2 separate regions of the Homo sapiens genome follow, and region 1 is linked to region 2. A link is a contact called in ENCODE Hi-C data. All regions are on one chromosome and are shown on one strand. The core of a region is the stretch at or near the end of the contact, and the rest is flanking DNA. Distances in the headings are between cores, read along the strand shown. Region 1 holds the start of SIPA1L1 (signal induced proliferation associated 1 like 1). Region 2 holds the start of MED6 (mediator complex subunit 6).

What was found. A loop is a pair of places that touch in the nucleus more often than their neighbours do. Pooled maps may share reads with other maps.
Region 1: a map of CD8-positive, alpha-beta T cell shows a loop between it and region 2 (9-fold over the local background). The contact joins the promoter of SIPA1L1 here to the promoter of MED6 in region 2. A Hi-C loop is called at or near these places in 4 of 168 maps with a recorded cell type or tissue (CD4-positive, alpha-beta T cell, CD8-positive, alpha-beta T cell and naive thymus-derived CD4-positive, alpha-beta T cell) and 12 of 50 pooled maps.

Annotation. Positions count from the first base shown.
Region 1 is chr14:71,316,931-71,322,845 of GRCh38, forward strand. It overlaps SIPA1L1 (signal induced proliferation associated 1 like 1), which reads left to right and starts at 3,546. Exons shown (of 24, transcript NM_001386936.1): 1 at 3,546-3,573; 2 at 4,192-4,251. It overlaps SIPA1L1-AS1 (SIPA1L1 antisense RNA 1), which reads right to left and starts at 4,918. Exons shown (of 4, transcript NR_184180.1): 1 at 4,744-4,918. RefSeq lists an enhancer at 3,025-3,184 and a silencer at 3,445-4,464.
Region 2 is chr14:70,596,463-70,602,102 of GRCh38, forward strand. It overlaps MED6 (mediator complex subunit 6), which reads right to left and starts at 4,193. Exons shown (of 8, transcript NM_005466.4): 1 at 4,154-4,193; 2 at 1,156-1,315; 3 at 149-240. The coding sequence starts at 4,175. RefSeq lists an enhancer at 3,695-4,894.

The DNA.
Region 1 (5,915 bases), core at 2,296-4,795, 720 kb after region 2:
ATAAAGTAGTTGGTGTTTTAAACTTGTAATGAATACTACTATGTAAATGAGAGAAGGGGCATTTGCTAAGGAATCCAGTATTCATGTAAACAGAGTTACATCAATAAGGCTAAAATAATAACACCCTAAAATTAAAACAACATGGGATATCATTTAATCCTGAATAATTTTGAGGGCACTTTGGACCTTTGTAATGATTTAGAGTAATCTTTCTAAATATCACTTAGAATAATGCCCTGCAGATGTACAGCTACTGGAGTTCTGAATAGGCCAGTTAAATCAGATTTTAAATGTAAAACATGCAAATGTGAGTCAGTGTTTATAATATTAAAAAATACATAAAATTTGTATGGTAGGCCTCTGTGTCAAAATTCATTCTATATTTGGTATACACTATACATTAGGGTGTTTTGTTGAGTAGAGGTAAATAACCAGAGGGAAATGAATTCACCTGGGTTTTAACGAAATAAGAAGCAAATAGGGAGGGAACAACATAGCAAATGACTAGATGTTCTTATCACTAGAAAGGTTACATATCCTTTGTGTTGGAGGGCAAAGGCAAGGGGTTGAGCAGAGATGGGTAGAGGAGCCAAGACAGTGGACAGGAAGTGGACTGAGATCTAGTCTGTGCTCTTGGCAAACTCTCCATTCCGCATTTCCCTCTTCTGCTGCCTGACATCTGCTATTTTGAAACCTAGGAAGGTCAGGAAGATACAGCAGGAGTGACTGACCTAGAGAATGTGCAGTTGGAAACTAGGCTTTGGTAGCTTTCACTTTTTATCTCCTTTAGAAACACGGATGAAAGTTCTGCCATCAGTGAGGGATAAATAGTAGCCCAGGGCCTTGAAAAAGCAGTTTTAGATCCCTGGGACAATTTCTACTATTTTACTATGTCTGAAGATTAGGGAGGTTATTTTTGTAATTTGAGGCCAACACCCATCTCTTGAGCCTTATATGAAGCACTGAAGAATGTTAATAGATTTGGCTAGCATTTGGGTCAATTATTTCAAATGGCTATCTGGGAGTCATAAAACAGATGGTCCTGAAATTGTACTGCGTTGGTGGATGTAGATTGGCAGCCATCTTTTAAGGGCAAAATTATGTTAAAAGCTAAGCCAGAACAAATGAGCAACAACTGATTTATAATATTTTGCAATGTTATGAAAAATGGTTCCTTAAAACAGATTCACAGGACTGATGGTGATGTTCCATTGTGTTTCTTTGTGAAAATGTGATATTAAACACACCAGTAAATGAATCTGAGGCCCTCCGTCCTTCCCCTCCTCCCTCCCTCCCTTCCTTCCTTCCACAGATCTAGTCTTCGCTCCTTCCTTCCTTCCTTCCTTCCTTCCTTCCTTCCTTCCTTCCTTCCTTTCCTTCCTCCCTCCCTCCCTCTTTCCTTATAGTTATTTTGGGAGTATGGATGTATTTAGTTTGGGTCTTTGGTTTTAATTAGAGTATTTATTAAATAACAAGGAATCTGCTTTGAGTTAGTGTAAAAGCAAATCATGAACTATAGATTACCTTTGAAATTACTGTAACATGGTCAATATTTTTGTTGTTTTTGTAGTTGGGACAAGATAAATTTTAAAATAAAATTGTCAACATTTAAAGAAAATTGTCAACATATAGCTACTCTTTGTGAAACTGACCTACTATAAGATGAAACTTTTTTTATCATTTGCTGTAAAAGGAAGATTTGTTATTTATTGGAAAATTTTATAGGTCTAAGAGCTCTTATATTAAATTATATATATATATATATATATATATATACTCACACATACATATGTGTATATATATTTAGATGCAGGATCTCACTGTGTTGCTCAGGCTGGAGTGCAGTGGTGTGATCAGAGGTCACTGCAGCCTTTAACTCCTGGGCTCAAGTGATTCTCAAGCCTCGGCCTCCTGAATAGCTGGGACTACAGGTGCATGTCAGTATACCTAGCTAATATTTTTTATTTTTGTAGATACAGGGTCTCTCTATGTTGCCCAGGATAGTCTCAAACTCCTGGCTTCAAGCAGTCTTCCCACCTGGGCCTCCCAAAGTGCTGGGATTATGCATGTGAGCCACCATGCCGGCCAGCTATAGAATTTTAAAGCTGTAATAACCTAACATGTGGGGTACCCCCCACAGATGAAGAATCAGAGAGATTAAATAACTTCTCAAGGAGACTCAATTATTAGTGGCACAGAAAAACGTAAACCCTAGTTTGCTGACTTTGTCTAGTATCACTTAGGTTTCTAATACACAAACTTTCATTGACAGGATTTAAACTTGCAAGTGACTTACAAGTTTTGACTGCCTAGTCCTCATATGCTTAGGTTATGCTTTAGGTTTCTAGTTCTGTGGGACTGAGTTAAATAATGGTTTCCCCATGTTCATGGATAGGAATTTTAAAAATTGAGATATAATCCACATACAATGGTATCTATTTTTACTCATTCATTTTGAAATCTAAAGTTTAACTTCTATTCATAATATCCATTTTACTTAGGCAGTGAGTATATAATAACCCTCACCTCAGAAAAGTTTCTACAGTTAAAAGACACGGGCTGAGGAGAGTTCATCTTCATCCTTACTAGCATTTTGGAGTACGTATAAAGGCGTCTGCGGATGCCTAATGATTAAAAAAAAAGTTCCCCTCACCATGGTGAATAGGGTTTTTACGAGAAAAATATGGAGAAAGCAGAGATTATTACCATTGAAAAAGACAAGGTGTTAACAGAAATGGGAGGGTAGCTTGATAGAGTCCAAACTTGACTGAACTCTCTAGGTTAGGGCCAAAGGCAAGTACTGAGGACAGGCATGGACTGTTGCGTTCAACTTGTCAAAAAAGTGGCCAATATGTAGTATGGACCAAGCCTATAGAGGCGCTGAGAATACAGAGATGAATGAGCCAGTTCCTGAAGGAGCCCAGTCTGCGTGTGTTTGCGAGTTGAGAAGAGGAGGAGGGAGGCAGCATGGGGAGTGTGGGGATGGAGGAATTAGATTGAAAGAGAAGGCCGAAAAACTGAATATATAGTAGAAATTTGGGGTGCAGATATGTGCTGCCTAGAAAGGCAGAAACCTGTCCCAGAACCTCTTAATACATTAGTCTCATTTGCCAAATTTGGCCAGATATCATGACTGTGGTCCTCTCGAGATGCCCTCTTGAATCGGCTTAAAAATTATCCTTCCGCAACCACCCCTAGCTTTCCCCACCGCCAGTGCGCCGGGCAGGTTGAAAACTGCACCCACGTTTGCAGCCTCTGCTCTCCGCAGGAGACAGGAATCCAGGGCTTTGCCGTCGTCATAGCAACCAGAAGTTCCGCGGTCCCCTACCCTCCCGCGACTTTTTCCACTTCCTCCGCCTGCAGGGCCCAGCCGCCGCTTCTCTCGCGAGACTTGTGCGCCGCGCTAAGCCGCTCCGTGGTGATCTCACCCGAGACTTGGGGGAGAGGGAGGAGTGAAGGAGGGGAAGGAATGGGGCGGGAGGCGGGGCGGGGAGGGGAAGGGCGAGTGAGGCGCCGCCACTGCCGGCAACTTTGTGAGCGAGTTCAGTGCGTGCGTGAGCGAGTGAGCGAAAAGTCAGTGCAGCGCCGAGTCCCCGGCTGGAGGGTCCCCGGGGAGGGCCAGGTCTGGGCCCCAGAGGCCGCCCCCGCAGCCACTCCATTCCCTCCCGCCTCTGTGGCTCCCTCCCCATTTCCTCCCCCACCGGTCGTTGGGGCCTTCCCGCCCCCGTCCGCACTTACCTGTCCCCTCCCCCATGCGGTACGCACCTCCTCATCCCCCCCCCGGCAACCTCGCGCCCACCTTGGACCTTCGGAGCCCGGACCCCCGCACTTGCTTCCCGTACTGGCCGCCCCCTCAGTTCTTTCTGCTGGCGGGCGGGATGGGGGCGCTGAGCCTCGGGGACGGCGCGAGCGGGGGCCCGGGCGCCTAGACAATAGTTGATGCCCAAGGACGGGGCCACCTCCGCCTTCCCCTCCTCCGGGAGCTCGGCCCCCGCCGGCCCCCCGCCAGCCTGTATTCCGGGTCCCCCTCGGAGCCAGCCTCGGGAATTGGGCTGATTCCACCCCCGCCTCCCTCGGGCCCCCCTCCGCTCCGCGCTCGGCGCCCGCCTCGGGCCGGCCTCGCCGCTCTCCGCAGAGGAGGCGGCGAGTGAGCGCGCGCCGGCCGTCTACACGGTTTCTCTTTCTCCCCAGGGAGAGCGCGCGGCGGACGCGCCCGGGACGCGCGGCGGCACCGGGAGGCCGGGCCGAGCGGTAAGTGGTCCCCGCGCCCGGGTCCTGGGGGGAGCGGGGGTGCAGGACGGCTGACAGCCCCCTGCCCTGTTTCTGGCCGGGGTTGGGGTCCAGGGCCCGGAGCAGGACCCCAGGAGGCCGGTTAAAGTTTGATTTTCGATTTGGTGGCTTGCTGGTAGCTTAGCCCGGCGGGGGCGAGTCCGGCTTCACCGCGCCCGGCGCGCGCGCACGCACCCCAGAACCCGAATCTGCACAACTACTGGGCAGGCGTCTCTGCGGGAGGCCAGGAGACCCGCGTCCCGGTCCGGGCGGTTGCGTCCACCCCGCTGAGCTGGTCGCCACCTGGCGACCCTTCCCCTCCAGTCACCTGGGTGAGCGCTTTGCAGCCTGAGCTGGAGTAGGCAGGCCGAGTTGGTTGAGTTGTGGGAAATGGAGACGAACAGCTCGGTGCCCGAGGGTGGTTAATTTCCCCTTTGGGGGTCTTGGGGACATGAAATTTTGGGATGCTCTAACCTGCTTTCCGGGGAGCGAGTAAACCGCGAAAGGGCTGGGAAGGCGTGAGGGTGCCGCAAAAAGAACTTTTCCTCCTTCGCCCCATCTGTTACCAGCTTCTCTCCTGACCTTAAAGGAAATTTCCGAGGCTCTTAAATCGCTCCACGGCATTTCTAGGTGGACCAGTAATCGTGTTGGGCAGGTTGAAATTTCATCGCGGTTTGGAGAACAGAGAGACATGGGAAATGGCTCACTTCCAAGGAAGATGTTTAGCTAAATTGTTGGCATTCGTTTTCTAAGAGAAGCATTTGGGGATTGATGGCTCCTAGACTACGATTACCTTATAGATTTTATTTTTCCTGACGGGTAGTTTAGAGGCAGCATTCGCTGAAATGCATACTACCTGTGAAACGATCATGTTTCTAAACTGGAGCCAGCGATGTGATGCAAATTTCAGAATAAAGGTGTCGACTTTCATCAGGTTCCAGGTCTATCTGGATGGACTGGGATTGGCGTTTCCTCTATAAAGCAAACCTTTCATGTTGAAACTCTGAGTCAGACTCTTAAAGCCATTGTCTTTATGCTGGTACTCTGTGGGAGTTAAGTGTCAACTTTCTCCTGTTTTCTCCTATGGAGTATCCGTCCAAGGCAAAGATTCTCTGACTGAATCTTTTGGAAACGTGCAAGGTTAGATCATACTGAATTCTGCAGCCAGTTTAGTAATAATATTAGTTTTCTATATAATCCTGATTTAACGACTGTCATTTTTCTCTTCGTTTTTTGAAAGCTGCAATTAAGCTACCTTTACCAGGATTTAAAAAAGAGGATAATATGGAACAGTGGTAATAACAGTAGGTCTCAGCTAATTTATTATGGCCACCGATGTGTCCAACTATTAGATGACATCCCAGTTATTAACTACAATATTAATATTAAAACATTTTTCCCATGGAATCAATTATGCTAAAGCATTAACAATTAACAGTGCATTTAAAATGATGAGTGATTGTTTCCACATAAATGGTTAGAGGCAAAATAAGAGATTTGGGGGATGAATGGCTTTATGTCTCTGACAACTAATTTTCTTATTAATGCTTAAGTAAAGGACTCTTGAAGTTGACTGTCATTTGATTTTTCTAGTTGACTGAGTGAACAAGTTTGGTGAGTGGCTTGAGACAGTCAGTAGGTGTTGC
Region 2 (5,640 bases), core at 2,943-5,442:
TGGTGAGTCCTCCAGCATAGTACTGAACATGTATGTGGTCTTGGAGACCCCCCAAACAGAAACCAATCAAAAAAACAAGTTAGGTCAGGAAGTAAATAAATTATGGTATTTTAAAAAGAAAACAATGCCTAAAGTTTACACATTTTACCTTGGGCAGGGGACTGCCGCTGTTGCTTCCGAATGATGAAAAGAATGGGCTCTTGAGCATGCAAAAGGATGTACTCGATTCCAACCATCTGACTGAAAACAGAACACAGACATCCAAAGATCTATAAACGCCCTACAAATAATTTTATAAGACATTCAAATTATTATATAAAAATGCAGCAACACTTTAAATAGGATTAAAACTGCCTATGTTTGGTGTTATAATCTGGCTGTTGAGTAAAATTGGCTGTTTTCCCAGACAGGTGGCATATAGATAAAGTAAGACTTGTTTCTAAACAACAAAATTTCTCTACAACAATGTATTATAAATTTAAATCTAAGTATTTTCAGTCAGGAAAGTACACCAAAGAGTGTCCGTTTCAAAAAGGCAATCAAAATGCCATGATGCTTCCTGACCAAATCTACGAATACATACAAAATATAAAAATAAACATGAAGACACAACTATATATATTACCAAACTAGAAAACATCAAAAACTTTATCCTCATCCCAACAAATTTTTTTACCTGACAGATTATGTTTAAAAGCAACAATAAGTTGTCTCAATAGCTGTATTTGCCCCATAACAAAAGCCATTTAAAATATAACAGATATTTAATTTTATAAGCTCCTCCTCAATATGTAGCTAACAGGAAAATTATATCAACAGTTGTTTCAAATACTTTTGTAATATAAACTAGATATAAAAGAGACAATAATTATAGTTGCCTGGTTGAGAATAACAGTAGCATTGCCAAAATCACTCATCAGATCCAAATCTAAACCTGTTATATTGTAATTAAACATTATGAAGTTATACAGAAAAGACCTCTGTTAAAAGTGAATACTAATAGTTACCCTGCATGTCAAATTTGCATAAACCCAAACAAAACTCCAGTTTTTCTTCTAAAAGTTCTACTCTGCACTTCATGATCCACAGTTTGAAAGAACTGTTCATTGCAAAACTTGTATTTGGAAAAAGTGCCACCTTCTTAAAATAACTTACTTCAAGTGTTCTAATGTTAGCCTCTGCATTTTGACCACTTCATTATTACATGTTCTGTCATAAAAAGGATTACTTCTTTCTGAAAAGTAATCCAGGACACTACCACTGTTCAAAATAGGGATCCAAGAGCTGTCAACCCAAGAAATTCCCAGCAGATTGTCTATGGGAAAGAAAACAAAATGATAAAGGATTAGAAAAATAGAAAGAATCCAATCCAACAAACATTTATTATACATCAAATGTAGTAGGCACTATGAATATAAGGATGACATAGATCCTAACCAACACACTCTCATGATGTAACAGAAGAGATTATGCAAGAAAGCAATAACATGATTAAGTCTTATGATAAAGACATGGTGAAACCCTGTCTCTACTAAAAATACAAAAAATTCTGGCCGGGTGCGGTGGCTCAGCCTGTAATGCCAGCACTTTAGGGGGCTGAGGTAGGTGGATCACCTGAGGTTGGGAGTTTGAGACCAGCCTGACCAACATGGAGAAACCCCGTCTCTACTAAAAATACAAAATTAGCCTGGCGTGTTTGTGCATGCCCATAATCCCAGCTACTTGGGAGACTGAGACAGGAGAATCGCTTGCACCCAGAAGGTCTCGGAGATTGTGGTGAGACGAGATCACACCATTGGACTCCAGCCTGAGCAACAAGAGTGAAACTCCGTCTCAAAAAAAGAAAAAAAACAAAACAAAAAATTAGCCGGGCATGGTGGTGGACACCTGTAATCCTAGCTACTCGGGAGGCTGTGGCAGGAGAATCACTTGGACCCAAGAGGCGGAGGTTGCAGTGAGCTGAGATCGCGCCACTGCACTCCAGCCTGGGCGACAGAGCGAGACTCCGTCTCAAAAAAAAAAGACATGAAGAAATGTGTTACGAGACTACAGAGGACCTGGGGAAACGAAAATCATTTTTCATGTGGAGAGAAGGTGGGTTTTAGCACGGTATGTTAAAGAATAAATAAAAACTTACACAGAGAAAAGGGCAAAGTAATTCCAAGCAGAGAGAATGTATATACAGAGGTGTAAAAATATAAAGTATATTATATCTTTAGAGAATAATTTCATTAGGTGAAGAAGTGATAAGATTTAAAATTTAGAAAGGACTTTTTTTTTTATTGGAAATCCTTAATGCTGGCAAGGAATTCAAAATTTTCAAATAACATGTATGCCCAAGAGAACACATCTATAGCTACCAGTTTGAGATCTCTCAATTAGGGATAGAGAAGTTAGGAAGCTATTATTGTAGATGAGATGATAATGATGTAAAAGCTAAGGGATAAACAGGAAGTAGAGTTCCCTTAACTACAGCCACACGGTTTCATATTTAGCGTAGAATTAAATCATAGCTTTTAAAAAGACATGATAGAGCTAGATACTTTTAATAAATGAGCTTGTATTGGCTATTGGCTTTCATGATGCTTCATACCACTGACTGTACTGAACACCACTAGGTGTAAATCATGAACATCAAAATGCCTATACAATACTGGTTGAAAAACTTCAATCTCTCTTATACTGTCATTACCTCAGGCATCTTCAAAGAAGTCAGACCTAATTCAAGGTGACAGGCAGTTTTGAGCCAAGTGACTCAACCGAGAAAAATTATATAAAGGTAAAATGTACTTTGTGTGCTATAAAATAAAGGAGGAGACAGATGAAGTGCGTTAATAACCAAATAATTAGTATAGACCATTTAGATAGTTCATCATAACTGGATCATGCAATAACCAAATACACAACAGGCCAGGAAATAACATTTTCAGAAATGGCCTCCTAACTGGTTTTCCTAATTCTACCCTTGCCCTCCTACACTGTTCCCAGCAGCCAATGTAGTCCTAAAAAAAAGTCAGATCACATCATTCCTCTGATGGAAACCCCTCCAATGGCTCTGCGTTTTACTCAGAGGAAAAGCCAAAGACCTTATCATAGCTTTCAACACCTTTCTGACTTCATCTCCTTCCCACATCCTCTCTCACTACCCTCCAGCCACACTGACCTCCTTGCTGTTCCTTTAACACACCAAACACACTCTTATTTTAGAGTCTTTGCCATGATCCTAACAATCTGAATTATAAGTAAAACATTTTATAAACTAAATATTTCTCTTTTTTATTCTGTAGCAAGGCAACATGTTGACATAGCCCAAGCATTCTAACAGCATTCTAACCATCAGCAAGTGATGAAATAAATAATGAAAGACACGTATGTAAAATCATGATCCAGAAGTGCTGCAGATCGCCAGATAAGTATAAATGAGAATATTTGTAATAAATGTGTTAGACCCCAATCCAGTTAATATTAAAAAAAGGCATCTCAAACATCTCCCTTTAAAAATCAAGTACTATATACACAAAAACAACTCTACATGCTCCCCAAGATCAAGCAGCAGTTAAGGGGTGACATCTCCATACATTTATTCACTGACTGATTCAATATTTGAGTACTTCTGCAGTTCAGCTGTGAAAAAAATACGACCCCTGCCCATAATAATTGCTGGACGTTCGATGTAAAGTATTATCGACTCAAAAAAAAAGAAAATATCTGGGATTCATGCTCAGGGACCCGTGTGGCGCGGTCTAAAGAATTAGGCAGCCACCATGCCAAGTCCCAAGAGATGAATCAAATCAAGTTGGCTTATTACCCCATTCCCTTCTCTGCCTAAACGCCATTCCTTCACTCCAATAGAATAGCCCTAATGTTGTTGCAGAGATACGTGTGTAGAACAAAACTCCAGCTCTGAAAGCTCAAAACCCAGAGCTTCTTCCAACCCCTTCTCTCCGACGCTTCCAAGAGACGCTCCAAGAACTCAGAAAAAAAAAAAAACTCGTCAACGTTTCGCTAGATCACAGCCTTGGGTTGTCCACAAAAACCACTCAAAAAAGCTTGAGACTTCACACAAAGGAACCTAAACCTTGAAACCGCGAGCTATAACATCCCAAACTGGTCCACAGACAATCAAGAGACAAAATATAGCAATACAGTATACCTCGGATATCCACCGCCGCCATAATTCCGAGAGCGTTTACAGGTTCTCTTTCCGGCGCAAAGTAAACGTAAGCCTAGGCCGCCGGAAGCAGCGGGTTGAAGAGAGTGCGCATGGGTGAGGAGGGACGTAGAGCGGAAGAGGGGGCGGGGCGGGCAGGAGAGAGGCAGGGGGTGGAGGTGCGGGTGGGAGGGGAGGAGACGCGAGGGGGCGGAAAGCGGGAGAGGCGCGGGAGGCGGGAAACGTGGGGTGGGGTGGGGTGGGGTGGGGTAGGGGAATGGGAGGGGACGGGACGCAGAAAGATTGGTGCAGGGGAGCAGGGAAAGACTAGAAGAGGGATGGGCCAAAGAAGGAGAACGGGAGGGCGGATTACTGGGAAAAAAATTAGAAGACTTAGAGGACAGAAAGACCGAGTGGAGTCCCGCCCCACGCCCACCACTGATGGAAGAATTCTGCCTTGATCGTCTGTGATCGTCAAGAAAACAAATTCTGATGCTGTAGAGTTGTGCTTGGGAGTGTCTCTTAATTTTAAAAGCTCCCCGGGTGTATCCACTGAGCTATCAGATTTAGGAACGATGGTCATTTATATTTTTCTCCCTGCCTCAGGTATTGGGATGGGACAGGACTTAAGAATTTGGGAGTCATTGGCTTTTATGTGACTAAATCCATTAAAAATCTAAACCAATTAAAGAAGCCTCTGAGAAAAATTTCACAACACAGGAAATGCTTCTGAAGTGAAATATTAATAAGATTAAGAGAAAGGGAATACCCCTGGGTCCCAGAGTAATGAGCAAATGTCTGCATTCCAAGTAGTCTGGAGTAGGTAGCAAGGCTCCAAAGAGGGAATGATTCTGTGTACGGGGAAGCTACAGAAAGCCTCAGATTCTCAAGCTTCAGTGTGGCTCTGTAAAAGCAAAACGATACAGAAATATGCAAACAACACACAGATACTAGGAAGAGGATGCCAAAATCTGAAGGAGGGATGAGGGCGGGTGCCTACATCTTCTCCAAAACTTAGGTACTGTGAAGACTCCCCAAGAATTTAACCACAACCCAGGAGCAAGAGGGGAAGACCAGAAATTTAATTGGGATTTTCAACCTCATAGACAAGGAATTAAAAATTTGTTAACTCCGTAGAATAAAAGTACGTTGCCTGTACATTTCAGTTTGGGAATTTTCTGCCTGAGATGGTATGTATAAAATAGGTGTCCCAACAGAAGTATGTGCATGCACAGAGTAAAGTTTTGAGAGAGAATTTTTCAGGAGGGCCTGGTTGGGAGCCTAGTGGGAGGACATTGCAAAAAGGAAGAGTATCGTGTCCAATAAAAAGTGTGATCCATAAAGCTTTTTGTTTTGTTTTTCTAGTTTTTTGTTTCCTTGTGTTTTGATTAGGCTAGAAGGAGATTAGGAAGAATAGTGACAGAATGCAGATCTGTAGATAATAAAACATATGGTATGCATGGTAAATAAGACCTGGAAGCTCAACCTTT